Regions from separate parts of the Mus musculus genome. Here regions 2, 3 and 4 are each linked to region 1. A link is a loop called in an ENCODE intact Hi-C map of the cell type or tissue named here. Cell type or tissue: left cerebral cortex. All regions are shown on one strand. Region 1 overlaps Fat3 (FAT atypical cadherin 3). Region 2 overlaps Fat3 (FAT atypical cadherin 3). Region 3 holds the start of Fat3 (FAT atypical cadherin 3). Region 4 overlaps Fat3 (FAT atypical cadherin 3).

What was found. Hi-C counts contacts between places; a loop is a spot of excess contacts. Peaks named below come from ENCODE experiments on the same cell type or tissue, not always from the same donor. Only the 100,000 strongest peaks of a DNase experiment are listed, where the experiment ranks them.
Region 2: it touches region 1 in a loop (2.2-fold over the local background); 3 of 42 quality-filtered maps call a loop at or near these places.
Region 3: a loop joins it to region 1, with 2.5 times the contacts of the local background. A loop is called at or near these places in 4 of 42 quality-filtered maps.
Region 4: a loop joins it to region 1, with 3 times the contacts of the local background. A loop is called at or near these places in 3 of 42 quality-filtered maps.

Annotation. Positions count from the first base shown.
Region 1 is chr9:16,025,840-16,030,839 of GRCm38, reverse strand. Fat3 (FAT atypical cadherin 3) reads left to right here. Exons shown (of 26, transcript NM_001080814.2): 6 at 816-1,026. Among named protein-coding and RNA genes, the nearest start is that of Mtnr1b, 150 kb to the right of the region's middle. In left cerebral cortex, a CTCF peak has its summit at 2,170; DNase peaks (open chromatin) are centred at 876, 1,582 and 2,120; H3K27ac peaks cover 1,948 bases.
Region 2 is chr9:16,280,105-16,285,104 of GRCm38, reverse strand. All of the region lies in intron 2 of Fat3 (FAT atypical cadherin 3), which reads left to right. Among named protein-coding and RNA genes, the nearest start is that of Fat3, 220 kb to the left of the region's middle. In left cerebral cortex, no CTCF peak of the experiment used is centred here; DNase peaks (open chromatin) are centred at 1,854, 2,166 and 2,512; H3K27ac peaks cover 1,093 bases.
Region 3 is chr9:16,498,391-16,503,390 of GRCm38, reverse strand. It overlaps Fat3 (FAT atypical cadherin 3), which reads left to right and starts at 1,337. Exons shown (of 26, transcript NM_001080814.2): 1 at 1,337-1,518. In left cerebral cortex, CTCF peaks have their summits at 1,221 and 2,499 (motif pointing right); DNase peaks (open chromatin) are centred at 3,132, 3,461, 3,661, 4,361 and 8 more places; H3K4me3 peaks cover 3,680 bases; H3K27ac peaks cover 3,776 bases.
Region 4 is chr9:16,268,168-16,273,167 of GRCm38, reverse strand. The region is part of intron 2 of Fat3 (FAT atypical cadherin 3); the gene reads left to right. Among named protein-coding and RNA genes, the nearest start is that of Fat3, 230 kb to the left of the region's middle. In left cerebral cortex, no CTCF peak of the experiment used is centred here; DNase peaks (open chromatin) are centred at 184 and 2,263.

The DNA of each region.
Region 1 (5,000 bases):
AAGGTGCTGAACATAACAGGCAGTATATATCTAGTTCAAAGCAGAAGAAACTATGATACACATGCACACTGGTACATATGTTTACACAAATACATACGATCACACAGGTGCATACACAATTGCACACATATTCCCACACACATATGTATGCATATTACCACACATTGCACATACTCATATATATGATCACACACATGTACAACACACATATATAAACATAAACATATATGCACACACATAATATACTTACACATATTCACATATGATGCACACACTCATACACATGCACATATACATGCAAAAACAGTGCATACACACAAACTTACTTACAAACTTGTACATATATGTATATATATACATGCACATAATGTACTTATACTCACACATACATAGATTCACCTTCACATGCATTACACATGTGCTCATGTATCCTAACACACAAATAACATCTCACATTCATTCCCCCTTCAACTCTCAATAGAGATGAAGTTTCAGAATCATGCTATAAGAAATTAAATTAGATATTTCTACTCACATAAACTATTACTCTTGCCCCTGATATACTATGAATTTTAAGAACAACATTTATTTTTTTATGGTTTCACATCTCAAAAGTCAGCTTCTGGCAAATGTAGTGTGAGCCCTGTCTGCAGTCTCCACTCCAGAGTGCACTCTGAGGTCTCAACTGGACACAACTTTCCTTCTTATGACACGGTGCAGAAACTGCTCCTTGGGCTTGTTACTGTGTGAGTAAAAGCCTTCCACAGACTCACAGCACTAAGCCATCTTTCTGTGTCCCTCCCATGTGGGAGTAGATCAAGGCTGTGGACAATGGCCGCCCACAGAAATCCTCCACTGCCCGCCTCCACATCGAATGGATTAAGAAGCCCCCGCCTTCACCTATACCATTGACATTCGATGAACCATTTTACAACTTCACCGTCATGGAGAGTGACAAAGTAACCGAGATTGTAGGGGTGGTGTCAGTGCAGCCAGCTAACACCCCTCTATGGTTTGACATCGTCGGTAAGTTCAAGTCTCTAGAGCATATCAGGAAATGGACTTGAAGGAACGTGTTGAAGGAACTTGCCAAACAAGCCAGTAAATAAGTAAATGAATGAATGAATGAATTGTAAAGACAAAAGAAAAAAATTAAAAGGTAGCAATTAAGCCTAAGATTAAAAATAGTGCTGGAATGCAAAAGAGCCAGTAAAATGAAAAACCAACCTGTGCTTTCGTTCTGATTCCGTAGCTAAGCTGAACAGAAAGTGCTCTCTGGCTGGATTTCTCCATAGTACGTGATTTACTGCGACCTTACTGTCCTTCTGTGTGTCATTTTAATTCTATTGTCACACTTGGCTAATCTCATTTCTAAATGTATTGATGGTACTAGACTTGCTGTCCTTCATTTCTCTCTTTTTCTTCACCTTTTTTTCTGCATTCTGTTTTTTTTTCTGCTCCCGACTGCCCTGCTTCAAGGTGGCAAGCATGCTCGAGAGATGTTCTATATTCTACAGACAGCTTGTGGGCAGAACTGTTCAACAGAAGGTACCCTCAGTGCAAACACATTTGCTAAAATACAGCTATCCAATCTGCCTTTTACGGTTTTTTTTTTAAACAAATTGAATTACATCTTTCATAACTGCCTGTGACAGACTGAAACACAGCCCACAGGTTTCATACACGCCTCTAACAGCAACCTCATTCCTCATATCCAATGACTTCTTTGTTTGAAATCAAATGGGTTTAGAGTTTGGGGGGGTGTTTTGATTTTTCTCCCATTGCTTTTGAGGTATGTGGGGTTTTTTTTGTTGTTGTTGTTTTATTTTTATCTTTTTGGAGGTTGGTTTATTTAACTGGGAATATTCCAATTGAAAATAAATGAAAATGTAATTCCTGCCCCCTTGCTTTTCAGCAGTAGTGTCATTCACAGACCAAAATGCCCCACCAGAGAGTCCCCTGGCTGCTGTCCACAAAAGGAAGGCCAGGAAATAGAACCTAGATGTGTAGCCAGTAAGCCCCCACTCACCCTGAATAGAGAAAACAGATGGAAGGAAGCAGGCAGGGCAGACCCAGGGAGCCAACTTTTAAATTCCTTGAAAGAAAGCAAGCAAGCACACCAGGCTGCAAAAGGAAAAGGGCAAAACAGCCCTTCCACAAACCTGCAGGGAGGGCGCTGGAGAGGAAGAGTGTGTAGGATGGGAAATAAAACAGGCTGTTCGTTGTCAAAGAGAGAGGAGAGTGTGCCCTGCCAGGGGCGGATTAGGGCTGAACTAGAGCCCACTTCCCAGAGTTCTCTATGAACAGCCAATAAGCCAGAAGAACACTGTGTGGGAGAATCGTTTCCTTCCTCATGATGCCTGGACAGGATGGCCAGCAACCTGCCTCTCCTTTAAACAGCTGGATCTGGAGAAAGCATTTAGGAGGCTCCATATCTGGTTTCATGAAATGAAGAAAAACAATGTTCTATGTCTCCCAGTCAAACCTCAGAGAGTCCTCTGAACTCCCAACAAGTAAGGGCTTGCCCTCTGCATTTCGTTCTGTGAAATACAGGGTATCTTAGTTTTAGTTAACTGAGATTAATCTCAACATCTTCTCATATGACCATTCTTCCAATTCCTTCATGTCTGCCAGCGTATTTGAGACGGAACATCTTCTGACCCATGAGAAATGTTTCTGCCACCATCTCAGTAGTTTCTGACTTATTCAGTCACTATATGATACCGTCTCTTCTTTCTTGATGCAATGAAGCATTGCATGTGGTACCAGTTATTTGTCTTTTGCCTGCCTGGACATCTTTGGTCATCCCTTCACCAATTCACTTTGCAAAGCATGTCTGCTGCCTGACAGAGCTTGCTGTTTCTTTTCCAAGCTGCCCATGCATAGGAAATCTCACTAGCATACCTTTCTTTGATGCTAGGTGTGGTGGGTCACCTGACCCCAACTCCTCGGGCCAGTCTACAGTTCTTCAGCATCTCTACAAGTATGTGTAGGTGTAGGCTAGCATGCAGCTAGGAGTACTCCGTGTAAGATTACACATGGGTTTTTCACATTATGTTATCAATACTACTAAACATTTTTATTTATGCGTATCCCATATCCATTCTTCACCCTCAAGGTCAAAGCCCATGTCTCCATTCTCGATCTTGCTGGAGCTTCTGTTGCTCTTTACCCAGAGTGAGTGAACTAAGATACAGAGACTGGTGGTGATGCCTCAGGCAGCCATGTTAACCCTATTGTAGTAGCCTCCTGGCCCTACAGAGAGTCAGTATGGCATTCCAGTTTACCCCAGCGCAGATAGCCTCACTGTCCAAAGAGAAAGAGCTGTTTATAGAGACTCTCCTTTCTGGCATTCACACTTAATCCAGGAACCATATGCAATGTGCGGCCATAGCTATTATGACTCTTTCTCTTCGTGCTCCCAAGCACTGCTCTTTTCCGTAGATTCTGCTTCCTCCCCATCCCCACCTCATCCATTCTACTTTGTGAATGAAAGTAGTTTTTATCAATGAAGACTCCCAGGACTGTCCCCTGATCTGGAATCCTCCATCACAGACATTTCTCTATGAATCTGGTAACAGATTGCTAAATTTCTTCTACAAATTGAAGTTACTGGGCCTGGTGCCCAAACAGATCATGATTTTCTTTCCATCCCCAGGTTCAGCCAACAATGGCTTGAAATGCCAACTTTTTACTTTACTGTAGAACTCTGAGTCCTTTCCCAGGTGCTGGTGGTTTGCAGCAGAGATGATCGCCTTTATCAAATCTCATAAAAATATGGCTTGCCTGCCAGAGTCATAATTTACCAGCTGTGCTGACAACCTCTTCCTTCTTTTAAAACCTTTTGTTTGCTTTATCATCATCAGGTGTTTCGTCCTCACTGACAAAATCCACCTTTTGTGAATCTTCCTTTCCTCCTTGCCTAAGCATCATTCTTGATCAAACTAGCACAGAGGGAATCAAGAGCGGGCAATGTCCCTTAGCACATAATACCTATCTGTGAGCTCTGCAGGGAGACAGAGAATAACATGAGGCAGGGAAGGTCAGCATGGATCTGAAAAGCAGCCTCGGATCCTGCATTCGCCAAATCCTCTTTTGCCCAAATCTTCTTGTGAAGAATAAGTCAACCTGAGTTTACACCATAGACCTAGTGCATTTGGATAACCATGGAGAACACACTGAGAGGCCCGGGGCATAACATCCTCACCTGGCATGTCCCTTTAAACTGCTCAACCTGGTGAAACCTCACTCAGTAAACAAAGACAGTGCTTCTGACTGCCTTTCATCCCCATTGAGAACCTGCTCTCACTTGCGCATTTCCAAACTTACAGGACTCTGATTTTGACTCAATTTTCTTACCTCCTACCAGAACATGAAGTCACAGGAACTCCATGTGAGCAGCAATTTGTCCCCAAGCCTAAACAACTTGCATTTTCTCAACTCCAAATGAACTGTGTTTCCTCTGTAGCTAGACCCTTCTGCTCTCAGAAACAAGCTCTACTTATAGCCAAGCTAAGAAAGCTGTAATTAACAGGCAACATAATAAAGTTCAGCTGTTGTGGAATTAAACAGCCCAACACGCAGCATGCTTCCTTTCCTTGTTAAAGGGGAAAGAGAATGAAGGGAACAAAAACAACCCACGATCCTTTGCGGCTTTGTAAAGTGTCTTTCCACTTCTCGGGAGGCTCTGACTTCCCCTCAGCTGTTCCTTGATTTACATACCTCCAATGTGCAGGCAATCTGGTTCTCAGCTCAGCCCCTGAATCATATTCTAATGGTAAATATTTGATTTGTAAAGGCTGCCATCATTAACAACTCTGCATTGAAACCTGAAGCATGCTGCCTTCCAGTTTTTACCTGACTTTAGTTTTACCTGAATCATCATAGAAACATGCTTCACCTTGCAGATAGGAAGTATATGCACTACCCTGATTGGCCTCGCCCAGTGTTAGGAAGGAGAAAGGCTATGAATCTCTAGTGGTCCTCTGTGCTAGCCTCTC
Region 2 (5,000 bases), 250 kb before region 1:
TTCGGTTTTGTTTGTTGTTTATTTGAGGTTTTGTTTGTTTGTTTGTTTTTGGGTCACTTCATAACAAGTGAAGTTGTATCCTGGACTATTTTTCTCTGTGAGAGCCAATGTCAGATATAAGACAATATTTTAGAAAGAAGCTAACTATTCATAAGAAAAACCAGCAAGTTGCCACCTAAAGAGACGAAGCCTGAGGTTCCCAGTTTCTATCACTGCAAAATGTAGTTTGCATTACTTCTTTGGGCCTTTTTGCCCAGAGGAATACAAAACAGAAATGCAGCTAAAGAACACTTCAAGAGAGTAGCAATCAGATGTGTTCTACCAAGTTCTGAGAGGACACATTGATTGTCGTGCCTCCTTCTTTTGAATGTCAAGCCTTGTATGTTAAATCTAAAGCCATGGGGTAGAATCATCATGAATTATAAATTGAAAATTATTTTTAGGAGTCACTTCTGTACCAATCTTCATCAAAAACTTTTATGGAGAGAAGAGGCTATGAAACCAAGTGAAAAGTTAACATGGAGCGAAGAAAGATGCTTCAGTGACTCATAAGACAATTTAGAAAAGCTCCCTTTCAAGCGGAAGGGGTCTGCAGCCCTATAGGTGGAACAACATTATGAACTAACCAGTACCCCCAGAGCTCGTGTCTCTAGCTGCATATGTAGCAGAAGATGGCCTCATCGGCCATCACTGGGAAGAGAGGCCCTTTGGTATTGCAAACTTTATATGCCCCAGTACAGGGGAATGCCAGGGCCAAGAAGCGGGAGTGGGTGGGTAGGGGAGCAGGGCGGAGGGAGGATATAGGGAACTTTCGGGATAGCATTTGAAATGTGTATAAATAAAATAGCTAATAAAAATAAATAAATAAATAAGAAAGAAAGAAAGAAAGAAAGAAAGAAAGAAAGAAAGAAAGAAAGAAAGAAAAGCTCCCTTTCAAGGTTCATGTGTCTGGTGGTAGCTGACTATGCAGCAGACAAATAGATGCACACACAAACACACACACACACACACACACACACACACAGAGAGAGAGAGAGAGAGAGAGAGAGAGAGACAGAGAGACAGAGACAGAGACAGAGAGACAGAGAGAGACAGAGTGACAGAAAGAAATGGGAAGAGAGGGACAGATGTGTGTAAGCATGTGTTTTTGATGGGGGAGTAGAAGGTAAATGAACAGGAGAAAACTCTAGGACTGAGTTGATAGATAGCTGGTAACTACATCCCACTGAGCAAATTCTTTAAATCACACTGACCAGCAAAGCAATTGTTCACTTAACGTTATGTTGACTGGTATACCTGTATTCTGTGGTGACCACTTGAAATCAACTGTCTAGGGTTTTATACTCATAGCAGTATTTATCATTTATGTAACTCAGTTTCAAAGCCATTCTTATGATACATCTAAGTACATTTCAATAGCAAGCAAAAACACATCCAATTCAATTTGCTTCTGTCTTTCCTATCTTATCATGGAGGTCAAAATGTTTTCATGGACCATCACGTTGCCCATATACCACCTGCTTCACACATATAAGAAGGGCAAGCCCAAAGACTGTCACAATTGTCACCGCAGAAATTGAGGGTAGTAGACAGTTACTTACACTGTCAAATCACAGTAGGTAGGCTATGCAATTCCAGTGTGAAATGTCCCCAGGACATTTGTGCCCAGGTGGAACTATTCCTAGAGATTTTAGATCACTTGGAAGATGGAATCTAGCTTCAGAAAATGGGTTGTTGGTGGCTGGGCCTTTATTTTTATAGCCTGGCCTCACTCCTTTTCCTCTCTGCTTCTTGGTTTGGGAAGAGGTGAGTCAGTAGCCTCTTGTTGCTGTCACCATGGATGAGTTGGCACTTTCCCTGCCACACAGGACTTCTGCCCACACAAACTCTGTGCCAAAGTAAACCTCTCTACCCTCAACTTTCTTCACAGTGAGGTATAAAATAACTAAAATACGTATTTGCTGATCTGTGAGAATGAAAATGTTAGCCCTTGCTCTCATGAAAATTTCTCCAACATTGATGGAGAAACTCATGGCCACTAAACCATAGCACTATTGATCAGATAAGCCAGTTGAAAACAAAGCATAAAACTAAATTCCATCTTGAACGTAGTAGCACTTGCCAGCATCAAGTCTTCCTTGTAGCATGTTACTCTGCTTGTTTATTTCTTCTGTACCCATGACCAAAATGGGAGCTCCTGTCTTGCGCAGAAGGCCAGGGGCCAGAGTGGTAATACAAAGTGTAAATGGGATCCTCTCGCTCTGGTTAGCCTTTCTCCATGTGCTCTTGTTTAAACTCTGAACACCTGGTGGAAAGTTCATTAATGGACTTTATTAGTAAATCCAGAGGGACCATAATTGGTCTTCCATTTGTTATTTTTAATTGAGACTGTCTGACAGCTTTATAAAACACTTCCCACAGACAAGGATGGGGATTTCTATGGTAACATGAGGCCACTTGCTCTGGATAACAGATGACAATGAAGATGCCTCTATTTTTGGGGTTTAGGGTGTGAAGTGTATTTTTGTCCATTGCCTCATGCTGTGTGTAGGTGGCAAACATAGCATGCTAAAAATACAAGCTGTCAGACTCTTACTTAGGGATGGAATAAATAGGTCCAAAGTACTATATATGTACATATACAATCTAAACTCCCCAAATACAATGTGTCTGTCCTCTTTTCTAGATAAATCTGTTCTATTCCTCACAGAGACTTGTTTAAGTAGATGCATCTTTATTTTAAATGCTCTGTTGAGTTCTCCAGACCTGACACTCTCACCAAAATCACCTGCTCACCCACACCTACCTTGCTAGTCTGCTAATTTACTTTATTGTCTGTATTCAAGCTTGGAAGCAAGTTTATTGAAAGTGGAAGCGGTGGCTCACAGTGCTGTAGCTCTTACATTTATCACAGCTGTGACGTGATCCCAGAGCAGATGTTAAGTCGACATGAAGGTTGAGTTCATTCATGGTTCACTGAATTCTTCTGTGTCTACACTGGAACACACGGACAGTTAGAGAGCTCTGGTCTGTGCAGGTCATAACCATGTTTGACCTGAAGTCACTTACAACTCTGTCTGTTAAAGGGTAGCATGGTGTGCATCTGTGAGAGTATCTGGCTCATTAGAAATCAGTACTACTTTCCTGGATAATGTTTTTAGCACAGAAACCAGAAGACTTACATACTTTTGAGTAAGTTAGGATGCTACATACATTCATGGAGTGTTCTTGGAGAATACTACAGCACGGACGTTATTTAAACAAAGTAGCCATAAGTTAAACACTGATTTTATAAAGCCACGTGGATATTTCCAAACATAATAAAACAGATTTTGGCTCTTGAAAACTTGGGTTTTGTTTTCAAGTTATTTTGTTTCAAAATGTAGAAAATCTATAACTAATTGAAGAATGCCTTGACCTCTCTGAAGCTAAGCTTGCTCCTAAAACAAATGTTTCAACAAATCATGGCATAAATGTCCCTGGTCCTGACAAATTGGAGTCATTTCATATTATTTTGCTTATTTTTCTTATTAAAACTATGTCTTCTCCAGACCTCACACTCTGTGGTTACATGTCTACATAGTCGTCGACATCTCTTTCTTTCTTCTAGCGTCTCCAGCATTATCCTTCATTCCTGCCACCCTAGTGATTATTCTATTCTATTACTACTACTGCGTAATCCCAACTGCTCATCTCAAGAAGAAGAGTTGGAAAGTGAGGTTTGGGGGCTAGGCGTGAGGATGACTGACTGCATGTGAATTGTTTTTGTTGTTGTTGTTGTTGTTCTTCGAGACAGGGTTTCTCTGTGTATCTCTGGCTGTCCTGAAACTCACTTTGTAGGCCAGGCTGGCCTTGAATTCAGAAATCCGCCTGCTTCTGCCTCCCAAGTGCTGGGATTAAAGGCATGCGCCACCACCGCCCGGCGTGAATTGTTTTCTAGGAGAAATAAGCTACCCTAGCCTCATAGCTGTTAACATGTTGGAAGTGTAAAATAAAGATCATTGCAAACACAACAATGCTCAGACCATTATGACTTTTAGTAAAAAGAGTTTACTCAAATAGTTATAGTTACACAAAATGAGCTTTATGTGGCTACCTCACAAGAAAATAAGCATATATCACGGCACATATAAGAATGCTATCCATTTTATATTGCGTTCTTTGTCACTGTGGCTTCTTAGTTTGAATCTATTTGAAGGATTTGTTTTGTTTTGTTTTGTTTTTAATTTCCACCATAGTTGTAAGCTATTTTATTTCCTTTTTGAGCATTCTGGGACAACACTACCCTATGAAATTCCACTCCTAGACCAATGTAAATTTCTTAAATGAAGGCAATAAGCATTCCTTTCTACCCATGCACAGTTCCAGAAACAGTGGAAGTTGCAGATAGTAGATAGTTTTCCATCTCTAAAAATGAAGTTTCAATATACCATCTTCAAAAAAGCCATTTAGGATGCTTGGTTGCTTGATTGACATTTAAAACCTCCTCTTCAGGATATTTTCTAGTCATTTATTTCAGTGAGAAGAAAAGTTTTTATTGCCTTGGTGATAATAATAAATACTTTCAAACATGAGAATTTTTTTTAAACTTGTATCATTTGATCTTGCTTTTATTCATCTCTATGCATTTCTCAATCTCCTGATCAGCAGATATGCAAACATAAAGGGGAAGGAACTAGAAAACAAGGGATGGAGAACTGGGGCTTGGATTCCAATCCCATGACTGTAGGCTATGAGTATGCCTCTGGTAAGCCACTATGAGTTTTTTTGTTTACTTTCCTTTCTTCTTCTGTGTGATTATTTTGTATGTTTTCCTTGCAGCAGAATCTCCCTCTGTATACAAGTATCCTGAATCCGACCGTCTTAGAATTCACTTTCTCATCCAAATTGACCTTGAATCTGTGATAACTCTTCTGCCTTAGCCTTCCTAGAGATGAGATTAGGGATATAGTCACTATGCCCACCTTATTTTTCCCATCTTAACTATTGGGATATATGAC
Region 3 (5,000 bases), 470 kb before region 1:
CTCTTCAAAGGGTGTGACTGAGCACAGAGACTTTAAGGAGAGACAGACTCTGCTCCTGGAAGGGAAATTCAGGAATCAAGAAAAGGAGCAAATTTATCTCTACAGCATGTCTGCGGAAGCATCTCTCTTGGAGTTACTGCTCGGTCCCAGAGTTCCAGAGAAGCTGCCTGGGAGTGGGCACCCTAGGAACCCCCTGGGGTGAAAGCCTGCTTTAGACAGACGTGATTTGCTGTGCAGCAGTGGGGGTTGGGTGGAGGCTGGCGCTGGCCCAGGTTTACCGGGGCTGGCCGTTAGTTAGGAATGTTTCAGAGCTCACAGGCAAGGAACATAGGCTGAAGTGTAGCTCTACTGAAGCAGTGTGGGTGGGGTGGGGTGGGGTGGGGTGCCATGAATCCTCAGACTTGTGAGGATGATCCAGAAGTAAAAGGACCTAGAGGGCACACCGGTTGGTATTGCTAATCACCTGGCTCCCCTGAGACTGTTCACTCATTCCTGTTCTGAATGTCTTCACATCCCACCGTGTTTCAGACTGGGTGGGGGTGATGAGTCATGTTACTTTTTAGTCTGATTCTCTCCCACACAAAGGTGATCCCAGTGATCTGAAAATGCGTGGGAAAGAAATGCGAGTCCCGGGTGGGCAGCAGGAGGTACAGCGTTTGATAGCCGTGCCCACTGTGCTTCAAAGTAGCCTGAGGAGCTTGGGTAAAACCATGTTGGTCTCATTGTGCCTCGGTTTCCTCATCTGGTCCAGAGAAGTCTAGTGTATTCTAGGCAGCAGGCTGAAGAGCAGAGCAGAGCAGAGCAGAGCAGAGCAGAGCAGAGCAGAGCAGAGCAGAGCAGAGCAGAGCAGAGACGATTGAGTGTGGTGTGTGCGCGCTCTCTGAAAACGTCAGTCTGACTTTGGTGCGTTCTTCCAGCCACGCTAGAAGTGGAGGATGCCTAGGCTCTAAAATTAGTCCAGCTTCCAGGCGAGGCGCCCTTAGCGTCCTCCTGCTGACCGCCGGGTCTCCCTGCCCCCCTTTCCCTCCCCTTCTCTTCGTGTGGCGCTCGGAGATCTCTGGTCATCCCCCACCCCCATCCCCCGGAGGACGCGGCTCTGCGGGAGGGAGGAGAATACAGCGAAGCTAGGGGTTTGGCAGTGCGGCGGCGGCCGCCGCGAAGAAGAACCCGGTACCTCTCCACCGCCAGCAGTAGCGGTGCAAGCTGACTAGAGCAGACGCGAGAACCGCTCCCCCCGGCAGGCTGCGCTGTGATCTGGGCTGCGCGTTGGGACCTCGCTCCCGGGTTCCCCACCCCTCCCGCCGCCATCCTCCTCCGACTCCCCTCCTCCGCCGCCAACCCGCAGCAGTGGCGGCGTCCTGAGCGCCTAGCGCCTCCGCTCGCCGCCCTAGCCTCAGCCGGGAGCACGCGGCGAGCACTGCGGCGGAGGCGGCGGGGTGGCCAGCTCGCCCCTAGACTTGAAAGGAAGACCACGGAGGACTCGTCGGGTGCAGGGGCGCATCGCTGACCAAGGCAAGGGTGCGTGAGGATTTTTAGCATGCTTATTTGGGTGCATGGTGCACTGGCTGGGGTGCACCTTTCTCAGAACAGCCTCAGCAACCTGGTTACAGAGAGGCTGTGATGGGTGCTCCGGAAAGCTAAAGCTCTCAGAGAGAGTGGGGGGAAACTTTTCACCTTGTAAAGTTCCTGCCTGGGCGCTGCCTGGAGCTGTGGTCATTACCGCTACCAGCTGGAACCCAGGGAGACAGCCCTGCGGCAGGAGCCAGGAAATGGCACCGGAGTTGGTTAAGTTTAGGGCTAGCAATAAGAGGAGGGCGATCTTTCGGGTCTGTACATGCAGCTCTGGGTCCTCACTGAGCTTTGGCCGTTGGCTGCAGGTGGATGATATCAGGCGGCGATTCCGCTGGGTAGCTGGCGCTTGCAGCACTCAGTAGGAAGAGGGGCAGATGCCGATGGATGCACTTGCAGGACCCAGAGGCGCAAGTTGGGTGCATGCTAGAGGAGGCTATGAGCGGAGCAAAGAGCCCAGCCTCCACTTCCACGGTGCAGGAAGGGTAGCCTAGAATGTTCGCCTGCCCCTGCATACTATGTCTGAGTCTTGGGTTGTGAAAGGTTCTAAATGACAGCCGACTTTGAACTGGTGCGACAGTTTAGCCGAGAAGCCAGGAAAGGATTTCTGTTGTTTTGACGGGAGATGGACCCGACTGCTTTGGGAGAACGCATGATTTTTGGCGGGCGTCAGAACTGACCGTGCTATTTGAAAAGAGAATAGCGGTAGTCTGATCATCCCAGGGATGCCGAACAGCCCTTGCGGCTCCTCGTGGGCACGTTGAGGGCGCACTGTTCGCCGCCCCGAGTTCTTTCCGGAAGGTGTGGAAAAGAAACCATTGGCTCACCGGAGTGCAGTTGGGGATCTTAGGGAGCTGGCTGGGGGTGACAGAGGTGGACTGGACAGATTTCGCGTGGCGCTTGGTGAGCGAGAGGACTTGACCAGCTGGGGTCGCTGAGCTAAAATGCATCGGGCCGGGCTGGAGAAAGGTGGCGAGCCCGGGTCTTTTTGGCAGTATAATGCGGTCACTGTTTCTCCCCCAGCAGACTCTTGTCTCGTGTGTTTTCGGAAGTGTTTAAACATTGTCCAAGATTAGACTTTGCGGAAAGCAACTTTTGTTGCTGTCCTCTGCCCGGCTCTTGGGAGCTGTGGTGCGCTCGGAGAGAGGGTGAGATGCAGAGGGCCGGGTGTTGCCGGACGCTCTAAAGGCACAGCTCTTGGCTCTTGCTACCAGAGGAAAGGGGGCGCTCCTAGATGTGCATGCTGGTGATAGCACCCACCTTGAGGTACAATAACGAGCAAGCTCGGCAATGAGAGTACCCATAAATGAACGTGAAGGTAGACTACACAGGCAGTGAAGATGCGGAGGTGGCTGGGAGTCTCCCAGAAGCAAGAAGCTATGGAATGTGGAACCGAGGGCAGCCAATGGCTCTAGTCTCCCTGAAGGAGACCCACTTCGCCGCCGCTTGCTCTCGGGTCCTGGATCTTGGTGGGGGTATTCCAGAATCCTAGGCACAGAGGCTGGAGTGAGGGACACTGGGCTAGGCTGAGGGTGGGAGAATCCTTTCTCTGCCTTCGCCTCTTCCCCGCCCCCAGACTTTGGCGCGTTTACTTCCAAGTTGGATCCCACTTCCATTTACAAGTGTCAGACAAACCGCGCCAAGCACCCGCTCAGCCAGATGGGGGAGGGCGCGGGGCGGGAGCTGTGAGCCCACCGGGGTCGGCTCCGGAACGGCTCTCCGGAGTGCTTTCCTAGCTTTTAGGCCTTGATGTTTAAAAGGTATATAAAAGAAAACTGCAAAGCCCATAGCACTCGTGTACACTCGCGTACCAGCCTTTTATCCTCCTTCCATCGACACATTCATTTTCTGGCCCCACGCTTGCATTTTCAAAAGCGAGTTTGGGCAATGGGGGGAGGGGCGAGAAGCTGGCCGCCAGTCCACCTCTGTGGCTTTGAGCTCTGGGCTTTGTTGCCAGGATTTGATTGCGCCCGGGCCGAGTTTAAAAAAAAAAAAAAATGTAGAAAGACAAAACAGGCCAGACACACTGCAGGCGAAGCTGCCTTGATTCGGGCCATGGAAAGGGAGAACTGCCATCCAGGAATTGAGGACCCAGAGGCCGGCATCCCAGAGAGCATAGGCTCTCTCGCTGCTGCAAGAGCCCAACTCTGGGTTACCCGATGCTTGAGTGGGGGCGGGGATGGGAAGTGGGGGAGGAAGTTCAGTCTGATGTGGAGATTGAATCTCATCAGAAAGAAAGGGAGGAGATGGGAGAAAGGGAGAAAGAAGGAGAAGACATAGAGAAATAAAAATGATAAGCGATCTTAAAATGTGCCGATCATCGACGGCTTCTTCTCCACACCGAGCCTCTTCCCTTTTTTTTTTTCATTATTATTAAAAATTGAACAATTGCACATGGAGAATTAAAGAGTAAATTTAAAAGGCATGCAAGGTAAACAGGGCACCAAAAGACAAAGAGTTTCTTAAATGTATAATAACTTCTCCTCGATATGACTTTAATGTAGTAGGGTTGGTGTGTGTGATGAGTTCAATTGTCTTTTTTTTTTTTTTTTTTTTTTTTTCCTTAGCATTGGATAGGGAGTCAAGTTGCTTTCGAGAAATAAAGCAAATAATTAAAACCAGTTAGATCAGGAGTCCCCATTGTTGTCTCTGGAATTTGGACAATGAATGGTGTTGGAATGTGTTTCTATGCCCTGTGCAACCGGGGGGAGAAAGTTCCCAGGACTGTCCATGTTATAACGTCTTCATATCTGAGCCACACAAAACTCCACGTGAGAGACAGCTGGCTGAGAGATCAGAGATTGCTAAGCTGCTGAGCTGGCTCCAGCTCTCCTCACTGCAGGCTTTTCACAGCCAGTGTTTGTTGACCAGTGACTGGCTTTCCAGCCTTGTCTCCATCAGCTCTCTGCCTCTCTCAATTTTTATTTATTCTGGTTTCTGGCAGAGACATTTTGGGAATTTTTAGGTAGTCAGGATCCAGTCAGTCTGTTAAGTAGCAATTATATTTGTGCTGAGCTACTAAGGAATAAAACGAGTAGCAACAAACGGGGGATGTGAGTGGGGTGCCCACTGACCTGTGTGTTGTGTGGGTATTTTGCTAACTCACAGCTGTTTGTAAAGCAAGGATTCTTACTGCTCACATACGAACAGTTGAAGGTCTGTTAATCATACCTGCATACTTCCCATGCTGGGGGAAGGAACTGCTCTTAATCTAGAAAGTGAGTTATGTCAAATAGAAAGAAATAGGCAACCACCATTCCAGAGGATTATTCAATCATAACCCACAAATTACTGACCAACAACCTGCTATCCTCTTTTCTTGGAGTTAGGACGGGTGTTTCTCTGTGCCTTGGATTTGTCCAGGCCAGTGATGGAAAGAGGGGAAGCATACTAGTGGGGATGTCTGGTGTTTCCCTCGGTGTTACCTCCAG
Region 4 (5,000 bases), 240 kb before region 1:
TGTGCTAATCTCCCTGAAGAGCTTTGCAGCAGGTTTTTCTTTTCCTTTTAATTTTTTTTAAGTGAACATCTCAGGTTTTGGGGAGTGCAACCTTTACTGGAGAGGAGGAAAGTAGGCACTTGACAGCAGGAGAGACAGAAGGGCAGAGCTTAAATTATATCATGTTTCCAAAATAATTCTCCCTCCCAAAACAACAGGGTGCTGCCTGCTGCTAAGGGGATTTAATCTTATAACTGCAACATTGTGTGAAAGAATGGAAGCACTGCATTCTGAAGGAGTTCTTACCATGTTAATTCTTCAGTCAAGAGTCCTATGTAATTCCTATTCTTATGCCATACACAGAAGCAACCAAACCCATAGTTGTTAACAGCAGCAACAAACCTCCACTGAATGCATCTTTTAAGTCAGACATCCAGGTGTTGTTACCCTGATGGTCTCTCACTCAAGCCCTTGCCCAAAGTAGTAGACCTACATGAGTGCCATTTTAACATGAAGGCTTTGAGCTCAGTGAGGGCAAGTGAGTTAACCAAGGTCATGCAGGAAAAGACAGAGACTCAAACCACATCTTTATGTCTCTAAAGTCCATGTATTAAATCCAGTACTAGTGTGAACTTGCTAACATCTCCCAGTCCTTCTGATTCTACCTTGGAAATGCCTGTCAAAGCCATGGACTGAACTAGAAATTCTCAAGTAAAAGGCATGTTATACAAAGAAGACTATTAGTTCTATCTGGCAAGATATCTGGTGACCATAAACCCCTGCCTTCTGGTGTTTATATCTTGGTAAAATACCCTTCTCTTGTATAAGTGGTTGATATTGTTTTGTATCCCCTAGAATATTGTAAAAGTGACTCTCATGATTAAAATGATTATAATACAATATTGATTAAGACTGTTATGAGCATATAATTCTAAAGTTGTGTGTGTGTGTGTTGTGTACATGTGTGTTCACATATTTTTGGATACACTTGCACATGTTGTGTATGTGTATCCATGTAGAGGCTAGAGATGGATACTGAGATCTTTCTTGATACATGGTTTTTTTTTTTTTTTTTTATCTGTTGTGATGTTCTCTCATTAAATCCAGAAATGAACCCACCAATTCAGCTATTCTAGCTGACCAACTAACCCAGGAGATTCCATGTTTTCATCTCGCAGACACTGGGATTTTATGGGTGGACCACCTTGCTTACCTGGATTTTATATGGGACTCTGGAGAGTCAAGCTCCAGTTCTTATGCTTGTGAGGCAAAAGTTTTAATTCCATTCTAGACTCTTAGTGGGTTTGAAAATGTAGGCAACATGCCAAGCATGTTTATATGATGAGAAGGCTATGGACAGGCTCCAGGGACCAACAGCAGCCTTCCAATGATGACCAGCTCAAAGCAGCGGCTGTCATTTGCACAACCACAAGTAGAATAATTCTGACAACATTCTGGTTAATCTTGGAAGCAGATTCTTATCTACTTGACTCTCTGGGTGAGAACATAGCCTGGCTGCCATTGTGATTGCATTCTTGTGAGACACTAAGCCATGCCTGGGTTCCAGATCCAAAGGGACTATGAAATAATAAACACTCTATTTTCAGTTGCTAAATGTGTATTGGGTCTCAACTCTCCCACTCCCTAACAATGGACAGTAAATAAATGCATTAACCTTTCTGTGCCTCCCTCTCTTCTACACTAAAGACTAATGTCGGAGAAGTAGGAACATTCACATCTTTTTCTTTGAGATTGAGGGGGAACAGGAAGCTATTTCACCAGATTAGGAGAAAGAAATGTAGGAAGCACATGGACCCTTACTGAAAGAACAGAGTCCCCACCTGCCTGGAGCAACCTGGCACCGTGTAGATGATCCAACAGCATGAACCTCAGTTAATGTGAGGGACAGACCTTCAGGAACTCTGTCACTGGCTGTGTTTGGAGTGCAATCCTCTGCACTTAGTCCTTCACTCCACCACCCATTGTCTTCCATTCTTTGTTCCATGGCTATAGTGAGAGAATATGGTGGGTTTCTTAGTTGGCCCTTTGGCCTGGGATTCAGATGAACTCCACCGGTTGGAGTCTGTTTTTTTCCCCATGGAACATAGAAAAGAGTTAGCCTCACATAACTTTATTTGGGTCACACTAGTGTATGTTTGATTATAGAAATCTTCTTACCTACTTTAAAGTCTGTCCAAAGTATAACATCTACCAGATGGTAACAGGACATTATTATGCCAAATGCAATCCTAGGAGTTCTCTCTGAGAGCAGGAACTGGTTGTTCAGAACTCTCTACTCTTTTTCAGTGCTGCTAAGAGTGCTGGAAAATACATTATGCTACAGCCCTCTGCAGAGGACTGGAGAGTGGCTTTCTTGCTTTTTTTTTGATAGGGAAAAAGAGATGCATTTAGCAGGGCTTTTATTTTTTTAACTTTCACTCAAGAGCAACAAAGAGACAGCTCTGAAATCTGCAAGATTCTCTGGAGACATCTTCCCTTCCTACCCCATTTCATTAACCTTTCTTCTGAGACTACTTATGAGTGCCTGGGTTTAATTAAGAATTTTAGTGTGCAGTACAGAGGGAGCCCATCTCTCCCCTTGGCGTGGGGCTTCATCTGATTTGTGTTGAGCACATACGTTTTTTGGAGAATTAATTATAATTGCATATGACAAAAGAAATAACTCTTTTGAAATGTCTTCAAATCCTTAATGCTGGTTTATTTGCAAGTAATGATGATAGCCATCAACATACTCAGTTCCAGTGGCCTCTACTATCTACCTAGTTTTGCATAGAGCAATACAATTCCAATTTCATAAAATTGGGGCTGGATGGTTCTTTGTTCTGCACTAAATATTACTTCAGAGATTTTAACAAAGAGTAGAGAGTGGTCTGTTACAGCAAACTGGACTCGTGCCACAGCCTTAAGTGGACATGGATAATATCTTAGTTCTAACAGGCTGCTGGCTTACCATTCAGGTTACTGCCTCCTAAGCAGTATAGATCATCAGAAGACCTCTTCTGTGTCAGGATGTTGTAAACAGTCAGGGGCCTTCCATAGGATTTTATTTCTAATTCAAAGCATTCTTTCAAGAATTTCTTCAAAATTTCTTTGGATTACACCAAGAGAACGCAGGTCAACTCTTGTCATAGATGATTAAAACAATACTATAGTTTATCATGAGCATTTGTACGCCTTTTAGGTCATTTTTGTATACATTAACCTGTTCTTGGTCTTCTAAGGAAGAGGAAAAGTGATATTACAAGGCAGTTTAATGGGTGTATTTCATTAAACACAGAAACCTTATAGGTTAGTTAAAATTAGTTATACTCTTTAGATTAGAAAACTTAGGCTCAAGATTTTTATTTTAGAATTCAGGATTCCCTTGACCTTACAGCCATAAATTTTTGGCACAGAAGGCTGAAGTTTGCCACAGTAGATCACTATTTAGATTCTTTCAATCTCAGCTTTTACTTCGTTAACAGAAAAGCATGGGCCTAGAAAGTACCATTTCATCATTAATATCTAGGTACAAGACTAATTTCAGTGAAATAGGAAAATGAGCATCTTCAACACTGAGTATTGACAGGAAGCTGTTCCATCTGATGAGGAGAACAAGTTGCATGAAGCATGTGGACCTTTACCTAATGGAAAATGAATTTCCATTTGGGGGCAGTATCATTCATTATCTTTACAGCTGTAAGGATTACCAGGACAATCAAAGAACAGGTGTAGTACCACAGTCTTCAAGTTCTCCTGCTATGCCCCTGGTACCCAGGATGCACTGGTAGAGATCCTAGACAGGCTTCATTGCAACTGGACAGGTGCTGCTAAGCCTCTAATGGGTCTCTACTCATTGGAGTAGACAATGCCAAGCATACTGTAATGAACAGGACAAATGCAATTTTTTTACAACAAACAATTTTTCTGTCCATGTGATGACAGTTCAGAGTTAAGAGAGTTTGCTAGGACCAGAGGATCTGGGAAGGTTCCTAGAGGAGGTAACACAAGAAATAGTGCTTAAAGGGAGGGAATGGAAGGGAGAGGGAGAGAATGGAAGGGAAGGGACAGGAAGGGGAGGGACGGGGAGGGGAGGGGAAGGGAGGGGAGGGCTGGGGAAGATATTCTAATCATCATGGAAGGCATTTGACAATTTGGCTGTCATGGTACATGGGTTTATATATATTCATTCTTAGCTGGGACAGAGTTGTCTTTTTAGTAACTCTGAGCCTGAAGCAGTGCTATGTACTTAGTCACTCAGAAATTGAAGTAGAGCTCTATAGCAACTTATGCTTGAACAGTGCTTAGTCTAGCTGAGCCTAGGACAGTACTATGTGTTTAGTCCTTCTGAAACTGAAGCCACACTATATTCAGTCAATCTAAACATGAATCAGAGCTGTGCATTCAGCCCCTCTGAATCTGGGTCAGGGCTATATACACCATCGTTCTGGTCTGTAGTATGGATGAGTCTGTTTTTCTGATCTGACTCTGGCCTGTATATTTAATCACACTAAGCTTGGATTAGGATTGTATATGCTCTTCTGACTTAGAGCTAGGCTGTGTATGTGTTCTTAATTCTGAGTTCTTTGTTGCTACAGCCTTCAAGAAGGAAGTTCTGAGTATTGCCATTAGAAGACTGTGTAAAGGTCTTTTATTCTAGCAGTGGTTCACATTAACACTTGAACTGAAAATGCATTTTTTTCAACCCTGAGGATAATTCTTTCTTCTACCAGCAATTCTTAAAAGAATCTCTCCAGAACTCCTCAAAGGGATGCAGTAGGCACAGAGTCACACTCAGTTTGTTTCCCTTAGATGGGCATTTAAAGGCTTAGCTCTCTGCAGATGGTCTTCAGTGTGGGACCACATTCTGAGCTGCAAATTTTCCTGGCTTTTGTATACACTGCCCCCATGCCTGTCTGCAGTATCTCAGATCAGCTCTCTAGAGATGATTGCCTAGGCAGGGACTCCATGCCCTGCTCAGGCTTGTAATGTGGGGATCTCTAGACAATGTAATTTGTTGA